2 separate regions of the Mus musculus genome follow, and region 2 is linked to region 1. A link is a loop called in an ENCODE intact Hi-C map of the cell type or tissue named here. Cell type or tissue: gastrocnemius. All regions are shown on one strand.

The links. Hi-C counts contacts between places; a loop is a spot of excess contacts. Peaks named below come from ENCODE experiments on the same cell type or tissue, not always from the same donor. Only the 100,000 strongest peaks of a DNase experiment are listed, where the experiment ranks them.
Region 2: a loop joins it to region 1, with 2.3 times the contacts of the local background. A loop is called at or near these places in 9 of 42 quality-filtered maps.

What each region holds. Positions count from the first base shown.
Region 1 is chr3:80,056,228-80,061,227 of GRCm38, forward strand. No RefSeq gene overlaps it. Among named protein-coding and RNA genes, the nearest start is that of Gm36569, 170 kb to the left of the region's middle. In gastrocnemius, a CTCF peak has its summit at 2,737 (motif pointing left); a DNase peak (open chromatin) is centred at 2,729; H3K27ac peaks cover 563 bases.
Region 2 is chr3:79,968,403-79,973,402 of GRCm38, forward strand. No RefSeq gene overlaps it. Among named protein-coding and RNA genes, the nearest start is that of Gm36569, 84 kb to the left of the region's middle. In gastrocnemius, no CTCF peak of the experiment used is centred here; a DNase peak (open chromatin) is centred at 1,880; H3K27ac peaks cover 2,133 bases.

The DNA of each region.
Region 1 (5,000 bases):
CAGAGGAAATATTTGAAATGTATAACACAACAGAAAGTCCTTCGTAGACTTCCAACTGAAGCTTAGTCTAACATTATGACTGCTTGGCAACAAATGTAAATCAATCAAGTCAGAAAACAAGCAAGCAAACAGACAGACAGAAAGACAGACAGACAGACAAACCCCTGAAAATCCAGGACGCTCCAGCTCCTACTGTTCCATTACCAAGCATAAGTACACACACTGCTCGCCACTATTCTTGATTGGTCTCAGCTCTCCTGGTTGCCAGGTCTCTTCCATGCTCATGCTGTCTCGGTGTGTCAACACCAGTTTTTCTGTTCGGTATTTTGTTTTGTTTTGTCTTGTTTTTCCTGGTGAGCATTTTAGCTCTGCGTGCGAATGTTCACTCTGGGCACTCAGGCACATGAAGGTCTGAATGAACAAACGAAAGCCCTTTCCGGATTCTGACAGTTTGTCCAGCACAAATAGAAGATGAAAGGCCTCTGGATTTCTTTTCTTTTTTTTTTCCCTGCTTCAGAGGAAATGCCTGCCCAGGACTATTCACTGTTTATAAAGTCTCAAGGATTTAGGTTTTGATTTTTCTTTCCTAAAGCTGAATGTTGTTTGAAAGAAAAATGTGAGAAGAAAGGCATAGATCTGTGTCTTTGGGCTGTGCTGCTGGGGTAAGGTACAATCTTCAGTTGGGTTCCACTCTTTCTACGCTGCTTCTGGAAAATATTTGATTCATGTTTTGCCTCATCAGTCTGTGCCAGGGGCATTGCTTACCGTGCCTTCTTTCCAATCTCTCGCTAAAACAAAGAGATATATTAAACTGACAAATGTCTGTGGATACATTTTTTAGTTTATGTGCTTTGATACAGAACAGCCCTACTTCTTGTCTTCACACCCTGCCTAACCACAGGAATGCTCACTGATCAGATTCTTCTTGGCTTAGCAAATATTTATCAAGGTCATTCTTTGGGTGAAGTAAGAGCAATCTTGCATAGCATGTGGATACCTGAACTTCTGAAGTTGAATGGGCACTCACTGTGCTTAGAAAGCAACGGCATGAAATACCAGTACTACAATCAACTTTCTCATCATATAGACAACATTTTGGGGGAAATAGATGGCCAATGGAGTGGCTATAGGCAATTTAATCAGAAATGAGAGAAAAGGTTCAAACTACTTAAGTGTAGAAACACCAAGGCTCTGTGGTTGCAAGGACGATTTTGATTGTTCATCTTAGGAAAATGGAAGCATGCAGGATGGAGAGTGGGTTTAGATGAGAAAGCCATGAGTTCAGCTTGGAATACTTTGACCTTAAATCCTTCCAAGAATCTGGACCTTGGTAGAAATGTTAGCTAATTGGTTATGGAGGGGGTTGGGGATATGGACTGGGAAATAGATTTGGGGGTCATTAGCACTTAGGTTAAAGTACAAAAGTCTTACAGGAGTAACAAAGTGGGATTTTGTGCATTTTGCACATGTCCATGGATTCTAATTTATGTTCTCAGTGAGAAGACTCTCAAGAATATATTTTTCCCCTTATGCAAATGAATGAGGACCTTGCAATCACATTGAAAAAAATCTTTATTCTAAAATTCTCATATTTTTCAATTTCCCAGTGGACCAGGTATTTTAAAGTTCAAAGTCATATACTTGTTTGATAAGACTTCTTTGTTTCTCCCTTTTTTTTACAATCCAAGAAAATGAACTTTGCCAAGATACTTAGTCGGCAATAAGCAAAGTCAAAGTCACACAACCAAGGTCAGGATTAGAAAGAAGTCGTTGAAAAGCACTCTACTTCATTTGACTGAAGATGGTAACGCTGTTTCTTTGTAGATTTTATTTTCACATTAACTCATAAAAATTCATGTTTTCGTGGGTCTTGAAACACCCTAGTACAAATATTGATAAAATGCTAATTAAATTGCCAACACATTTTTACAAGGATTTCTAAATTGCAAAGGAAAGGAAGGGGTATTTTTTTTTATAAATAAAGTCTATACAACTTCTTCACCTTACTCTAACGATATGAAAAGGATGGGCACTCTAACTAATCAATGTTATGATGATTATAGCGTTACGTGAGCAGAAACAGTTTGAAAGGGAAAGGGGATCTATGTTTAAATTCTCTTATTAGTTTATCTTAGAAACAATAAATAAATTTGAAAATAATTTCTATTAGTAGTGACAGTCACTGAAATTATACACTACAGACAATTTTTTCTTTACGAATATTTGCATGTTTTTTAGACTCAAAAATTAACTTCAAATTTTTAGAGATTAAAAAGTAGTTCCTTCCTTCCTTCCTTCCTTCCTTCCTTCCTTCCTTCCTTCCTTCCTTCCTTCCTTTTCTCCCTTCCTTCCTGTCTTTCCCACTCTCAGGATGATATAAGGAACATCTGCTCCCTCCAAAGAGGCAGAAATCCCACAGAATCTCAGTGACCTACTTCACAATGCTCTCTTAAACATGCTGAGCTAGCATAAGTGTTGTTATATAGATGTTCTATTTAAAGAATAACTTAAGATGCTCACTGTTCATTGATAATTAAATTGTACTAACAGTTTTTTCAAAGAAGATAAAAGTTTCTCCTTCAGGTTTTTGCAAGAGCCGAGACTTTATGACATACAGAGACACTTGGGAAAGCATAGGTGCTTTGCCCTCTCTAGGTCATGCGATGTATTTTTTATTACCTTGAATTAAGAATCAGCATTTGAATTCATGTCTTTTCTCTGAGGTTTGCTGCCCTCTAGTGACTGGCTTCCCCAGTTCAAGCCTATGTAATATGTAATTAATTAAATCATTATCCAAATTAAATAATTACAAAAAAATCAATATTTGCAGACTTGAAGCAGAGATATAAAACATTAGCTTTACTTAATCCCACTGTCTCCAGGTGTGAAATTTAGAATCATTCAACAGAACCAATGAAATTGTCAAAAAGAGAAACATGATTTCAAGTTATTGAAAGAGTCATGGGGGTATAATCTGGAATAGTATTTCAGGGATAGAATAAATAAGACACTTAATGTAGTCACAGTTTTCCCATATCTTTAAGCTCAGTTATACCATATTGAGTCTAACTATTACTAAAGAAAATAATTAAAAACAAGCTAAACTGTGATTATTCTTACATAGTTGTTAAAAATTTCAAAATAAATGGCATCAGAAATTAGGAATTCATCACACAAAGTCAAGTTGAGAAATTCTTATAAAATATGCCTATATGTCTGTGGATATACCTCCATGCCCATCGCTGTGTGTTTGTGTGTGTTCATAGGACAATGTGCTTCAGTGTTTCTATAACAAATAGAAAAATGCTGATATTGCTACTTCTGGTTCTATAAATCTTTTCCCTTATCCCATGGTTCATTTATTTTTATTAATAGTGCCTTTAAAACAGTATCATATTTTGATGGTAAAAATAGAAAAAAAAAACCCTTACAGATTATACAGTAGCACAGCACTCTCAGATGCATGGTAGATAGGCCTTCCAAGTATAAGCTATAAGTATAGTCCATATGAACCACAGTGGGGAGCATAAAGAAGGGAAGAAGAGTACAATTTAGGAAAGGGTTTCTTACCTCTGGTAAATGAGTGTCCATGACTGATGAATCAGTACACGAGAAATCAATGGAACAGAACAGTGTGTGCTTTTGTGACAGAGAGTGCGTTTGGACAGACTCAGGAGTGTGATTTTCACTTAGCTTTGCTTGGGATTGCAGCTTGGGCTTATAGACATGGAGTGCTCGGCTGGACAGCCACCACCCTATCATGAAAATTCATGGTCCAAGGTAAGATTTCAATCCCTGGAACTTTCCTAAAGGTGAGAAATAAAATTCCTCCTTGATTGTTCTGAATGGGAAGGTCTAGGACACAGCACTTATGGTACATTAGTGAATGCGGAGGCATGCATACATGGAATTCTTCAGAGTTTCATGTTGTTTTATTGTGCCTGCTATCACATTTTTCTGGTGATTTATGTGCATGGGCCTGACAGTTTAGGGACATGGGCTATCCCTGAATTCATGTATACAAAGATAATGCATGAAAAATTGGCAGTCATCACACATTCCTTTTTGAAACACATGCAACCAGCATTAGACTTTCCTCCCAAAATGGGCATTTCCTAGAGTTTTGGCCCATCTCTCCAACCATCTGTCTTTGCTTCAGAGGCGTTCTCTCTATGTGCCCCATTTTACAGGTTCTCCCTCCAGCTCTTCTTGCTTCTTCAGCTCCCCTTGGGTCTGAATTTCCAGTGGCTTCCTGGTCTATTGTCAAAATCAATACAATTGTAAAGTTCCTTATCACTGAGGGAGATCAAAGCACTCAAACGCCTGTGTAGTAAGCTAAGAGGTAGAGCCATAGATTAGCCAGTGCAATCTTACCGTATTTCAGGCTTCATGGAATAAGGCTTAGAAACCATGCCCTCTGCCCACTGGCCTGGACAGTGGGGTTTCTAGCACACCAGTTCCATGCCCCCCCCCCCATAAAATTCTGCTGTCTCTCCAATGTGATTGCTGCTGAGGTTTCTTCATTCACCACAGCATTCAATCATGAAGTCAATAAAATGACTTGGTCATTCTGCTGATCACAGTGGCATATGTCTTTAGTTCCAACCCTTGGGAGGCAGAGGCAGGATAGTCTCCTTGCATTACAAGCTCGCCTGATCTACAGAGTTGCATAACAGCCAGGGCTACACTGTGAGACTCTGGTCACAAGCAAACTAACACCCCAAAGCAACCCCCCCAAACCCAAAATGGCCATTTTGTCCTTGGCTATATGTTTTGCTTTGTAATAACCTCTCTTTTCTTTTTAAAACCGTTTTAATCAAGGCTATTTATAACCATGTTTTAAAATGTCAAGGATGTCTGTAAGACTTATAAGCAAAAATAGCAGACTTTCCCCGCATTTCTTTCTTTCTGTGCTTAAGAAGTGCTCCAAGATTTTCCAAAACATGTCTTCTGAGTTTCGTTCGCATCCCTGCATCTGGAACACCAGCATGCACTTTGTC
Region 2 (5,000 bases), 88 kb before region 1:
GACTTTATTATTATACGTATTTATAGTTAGCAGTATAAGTATAAATAATATGAATTTGTACTTTTCCCAACCTTCAGTCTGATTCTGGAGGAAAAAACATATCTTTTTCATTTGGAGGAAGGAGAAGTGAAGCAATTATTACCATCTTTCTATGTTTTTCCAGCCTGTGTGCTGGAAGCAACCTCCAATCTTAAGACCATTTGGTCCAGCTGTGAAAAGTAGACTCGTTGTCAACTGGAAGCCAACGTGAACAGCTGCCTCCTGAAACCCCTGAGAAGAAACTTGTTTCTCTGAGCTTTTTTAGCAGAAGATAAAAACCATGCTTCCTCTGGTGAGTTGATGTGTTTGTTTGGTCCCCTTGTTATACTGTTCTCTCCTCCATATCTGAGCATGAAGACTGAGCTTTACAATATGGTTTGAATAGGAAATGCCTCTCATAGGCTCATGATAGGAACACTTGGTTCTTAGTCGGTGACACTAATTTGGAGGAGCTGGTATCTTTAGGAGATCGAACTAGAAGAAGTAAGGCACTGGGGGGAAGGTCCATGGGAGCTATGTTATCCCTATGTGCCTCCTGTTTCACTCCTGGTTGCCCATGAATATTTCTTATCCATCCTGAGTTCCTTCTGTCATAATGCTCTACCAAAGTCTATAGGACCAACTAACAATAGACTGGACTCTCTGAAACTGCAAATTAAAAACAAGCCTTCTTTCTTTACAGGGTAGCTCTCAGGTATTTTGGTCAGTGGTAGAAGCTAATTCAGGTCTAAAACATGGGAATTGTTCTGGGGGAATTTCTATTTTTAAAGTTTGGTGCTAAGGATTGAGCCCAGGTCCTGATGCATGGTAGGCAAATGACCAACCATTGAGCTACACCCCTAGTCCTTCATCTGAGTGTTTTGTAACTGATCTGACATGAACCATGCCAGACAAATAAGACCTAATGAGAGGTCAAATTACTATTTAGTCACACCCAATAGGGTCAGAAAGCATTTATCTACTCATTTAATAAATCATTACAGTTTCTCATTTTACTGCAGAATTAATCTAAATTAGAGCAAATTAATCATTTGATCAGCTTTCAGTAGTGGTTCTGGGTAACCTTTCTGTCATTTTTTTCTTCTTTTCTGAAGATTATTGTATACCATAAAACTAGGGGCAAGAGAGGATTGTGGGAGCACTCACGTGACTCTTCTTACACTCTGTTGGGGAGTTGAGATAGCCCTTTCAGAGACCTCTTCCCTAGCAGCACAGGCAGCGTCACACTGACTTCCTGCCCTTTGATATTTGATGGGTTGGTTTTTACTGTTGCATGAGTGTCATGGTTACTTATTTGCTTTTCAGACTAGAGTTGGATTAACTAATCATTTACAAAATTATATGCTCTTAATGAAAAGTAGAAACATCGGGCTGGAGAGATGGCTCAGCAGTTAAGAGCACTGACTGTTCTTCCAGAGGTCCTGAGTTCAATTTCCAGCAACCACATGGTGGCTCACAACCATCTGTAATGGGATCTGATGTCCTCTTCTGGTGTCTGAAGAGAGCAATGGTGTACTCATATACATAAAATAAATAAATACATCTTTAAAAAATATAAATGGTAAGATCTGAAGTGTTTCACAAGCTGGAATGAACTGTGAGGACCTTAAGAGTGACTGGATAGGATCTGGCAATTTGCAATGAAGATCTCATTGAGGCAGATTCTGAAAGCTTGCTGCTTCCTCTGGTGCCTGTCTCTGCTGCACTGTGGCAGATACAGCCATTAAGGCAGTGGTTCCCAACACTGTGGTCTATCCGTCATTTCTGTACTTTCCCTCATTGGGGTGTTTTTCAGCTAGCTCTGACCTTGGAGTATACCTTACTCCTTTTGGATAGCTGTGCAGACAGCATCTGCTTCCGCAGTTGCCAGTGCCAAGGTTATCTGCCAAGAACAGAGCACAGGTTTCTCATCCAGTTGCAAGTAATTGACTCTTATAAAGGACTTCATGGGAATTAGAAGACCCTTTGCAGTTGAAAATTATGAAAAACATCTGCTGTATTTGTGGACAGGAAAGATGTTTATAAATTACATATTTGCCTTTTGCAAGTACGTGAATTCTCAACTTCACCTCTCCCCTCTCTCTGGTAGGTTTTGTAAAATTTCTGAATGATGGCTAGAGCAAAAACAGTCAGCATGTAGTTTAGTGACAGAAATAACTGTAGGACATGAGCAACATTTTTTTTTTTTCTCACAGCTTCATGTTAGTAACCTCATGTATATATGTGCAGTGTTACCCGACTATCATTATATGTGACTTGTTTCAGGAAGATAGATAAGGTGGTAGCCCATATCTGCTGCTGGAAAAGAAAAGATATGATTAGTGTGGGTAGCCATGCTTACAACTTCCCTTTGCACTTCCAACAGGGTCCACGTATGGCCACTCCCCTCACTAAGATCAAGTAGCTGAGGGAACTTGGGCATTTATTAACCAAGTTGTCTTATATTTATGGTCTTGGTGCATCTGTGAAAATATAATTGGAGGAAGGAACTACAGCATATTTCTGTTTTGTAGACAAGAAAATTGAGGAGGTTTTATAAAAGTTACCCTATCCAAGGACAGAGCTAGTCAATTACAATGCCTGTCCTTGAATAAAGGACGCCTAATTTTAGAGTTCTTATTTGAATGTTGTATTACATTATGTCACTGGGAAGGTTGAAAAAAGTGGAAATAAAACTATTATTTAGTGATTTCCAGAAAGATAATACATCTGTATTTTATTTTCTGTTAAAAATCCGAGTTGGGAGATCCAAGTTACTTCATAAAGATTGACTCTATTCTTCAGTATTAGTTGTCTAATCCTTCTCATCAAAATTCATATTTTCAAACATCCTTAAGAACTGTTTGGCTTCACAACTCGATCAAAACAGGATTGATTCAATTGCTTTGCCATTAATGGAACTAGACTTTGCTTCCACTGAATGGCTTATCCTTTTCACTGACTGTGGATACTCAGCTTAATGCAGTCAGTGATGCAGAGATTCATGCTCTAAAATGTTTCCCCATTGATTAAAAAAAAAGATGGAGGAAAATTAATCACAGTCCTCATAAAAATGCATTCCTGCAATTATGAAGCCATGGATGGTGCTTGGAATTTCTTATGGTACAGAAAATGAAAATGGGAAATAGGTTATATGCATTGCAGGGAGAAGGCGTAACTTCCAAAAAAGTCAATCTGAATTTTATTGCCAAGTTTCAAGGGCATGAAACATTATTTGATTAGGACGGTGATTCTTCTATGTGTAGCTGTCTGTTCAATATTCAGGGCGAGGCACCGACAGCTGCCCAAGCAAAGCCTTCAGTGGTTTCTGTGGGCAACTGAAACGCTGAAATGCGGGAGGGCTGCAGTGAGGAAGCAGAGCTGAGATGCTTAGGTAGCTCTCTGGGGCAAGGAAGATGCCGGGACCTTCTCTCATCAGTTTATTTACTAGCTAGGGCAGAGAGCAAATGCTTCCTACATTGTACTTGGCACCAGAGTGATAACAAAGGAGGCTTCCTTTGTTGCAGGCGGAATTGTGAACTGTTTCTTCTGCAGTGGTTATAATCAGGGACAGGGATGCAAATCAAAACAAACTGCCTCATGTGTATTTTGGAGAAATATAAATATCATATTGAATTGAGAAGTGCAACCAGGTGCGGTCCAACTGATACTTGGGGTTATCTGGCCTTGTCTTCAATAGGTTTAACTATAAGAAAAAATTAAGCCCTGTGGGTATTAGTGTTCCTGGCTGGCAGAGAGGGAAGATTGAATTGGTTTACCTCTATTAGTATCACATATATTATATTAATATTATATATTATATTTTGGTGGCCTCACAACACTTAGGATGGCAAATAGCTGCTGATTCAAGAAGGAGCTGATCAGTCTGATGTATGGACCCTTGGGACAATCAGGTAAACAAAAGAAAAGCGGGTCCAAACTTTTCACTGTGGTGAATAATGTGGAAATGGAATCAAAGAAGAAAGGGATCTATCTACCTTTCACATTTCCATGGGCAATGCTTGACCTGAAATTTTTCCTGGTCTGTATCAAGGATTTAGTTCTCAAGGTTATGGTTTCCAGTGTGAAACCAGAGACACAGACTGAGATATACAGACAGCCAGGTTGCAGAAGAAATGTGGTTTTAACTCTATGGCAGATGGCAAGTTAGAGTTATATGATTCTGGCTTCATAGAAAAGATCATTTTGTTTCTTCACAAAGACAGCTTAAAATGCACACTCTTAAGGCACTGATGTGATCCTGTTTGGAAATAGGATCTGAGTAGGTTCAATGTGCTTAAGAAGAGTCCCTTGGGTAGACATTAATCCTGTGTGACAGTGTTCTTTTGGGGGTCTGGAGATGGAGCCCAGTTGGTAGAGTGCTGGCCTAGCCTGAACAGTGTCCTGGCTTTGGTCTCCAGTGCCACAAAACACAGTTATGGTGATGAATGACTCTAATCTTAGGGTTCAGAAGGTGGAGGCAAGAGGATCCAGAGGTTCAAGGTCATCAGTCTGACAGCACAGTGAATTTGAGGCTATTCTGCCACTAGAGAGTTCATGTATGATTTGTATTAAAGCACCCGGGTTGCAGTATTTTACTATGGTAACCTAGGATACTAAAGCAGGTAGGAAACCTTTGCCCTGTTATTTTTCATAGACAATGGAGCAGGACATCTCTCCTGATAGAAGCAAACTCAGGAAGTCGACTAATTATTTCCTCCTCAAATTGAAGCAAATGATTTTGATGATACAGCTGTCTATGAGTTGTCTATGCTCATGAGAGTAATTCCTTACCCACACTCCCACAAATCACCCAAATAAACTCGTTGGTTCACTAAGCAATACTTGAAAAGACTTGTTTCTTTATTCTGTCATTGGTGCTTTATGTGGTGTGAATAACATTTGTTCACACCTTCCCAGGAAAAGCCTCATCACAATCGAATGTCAAATCTAAGGCTCATTTCTCTTTCTGTCTTCTCTCT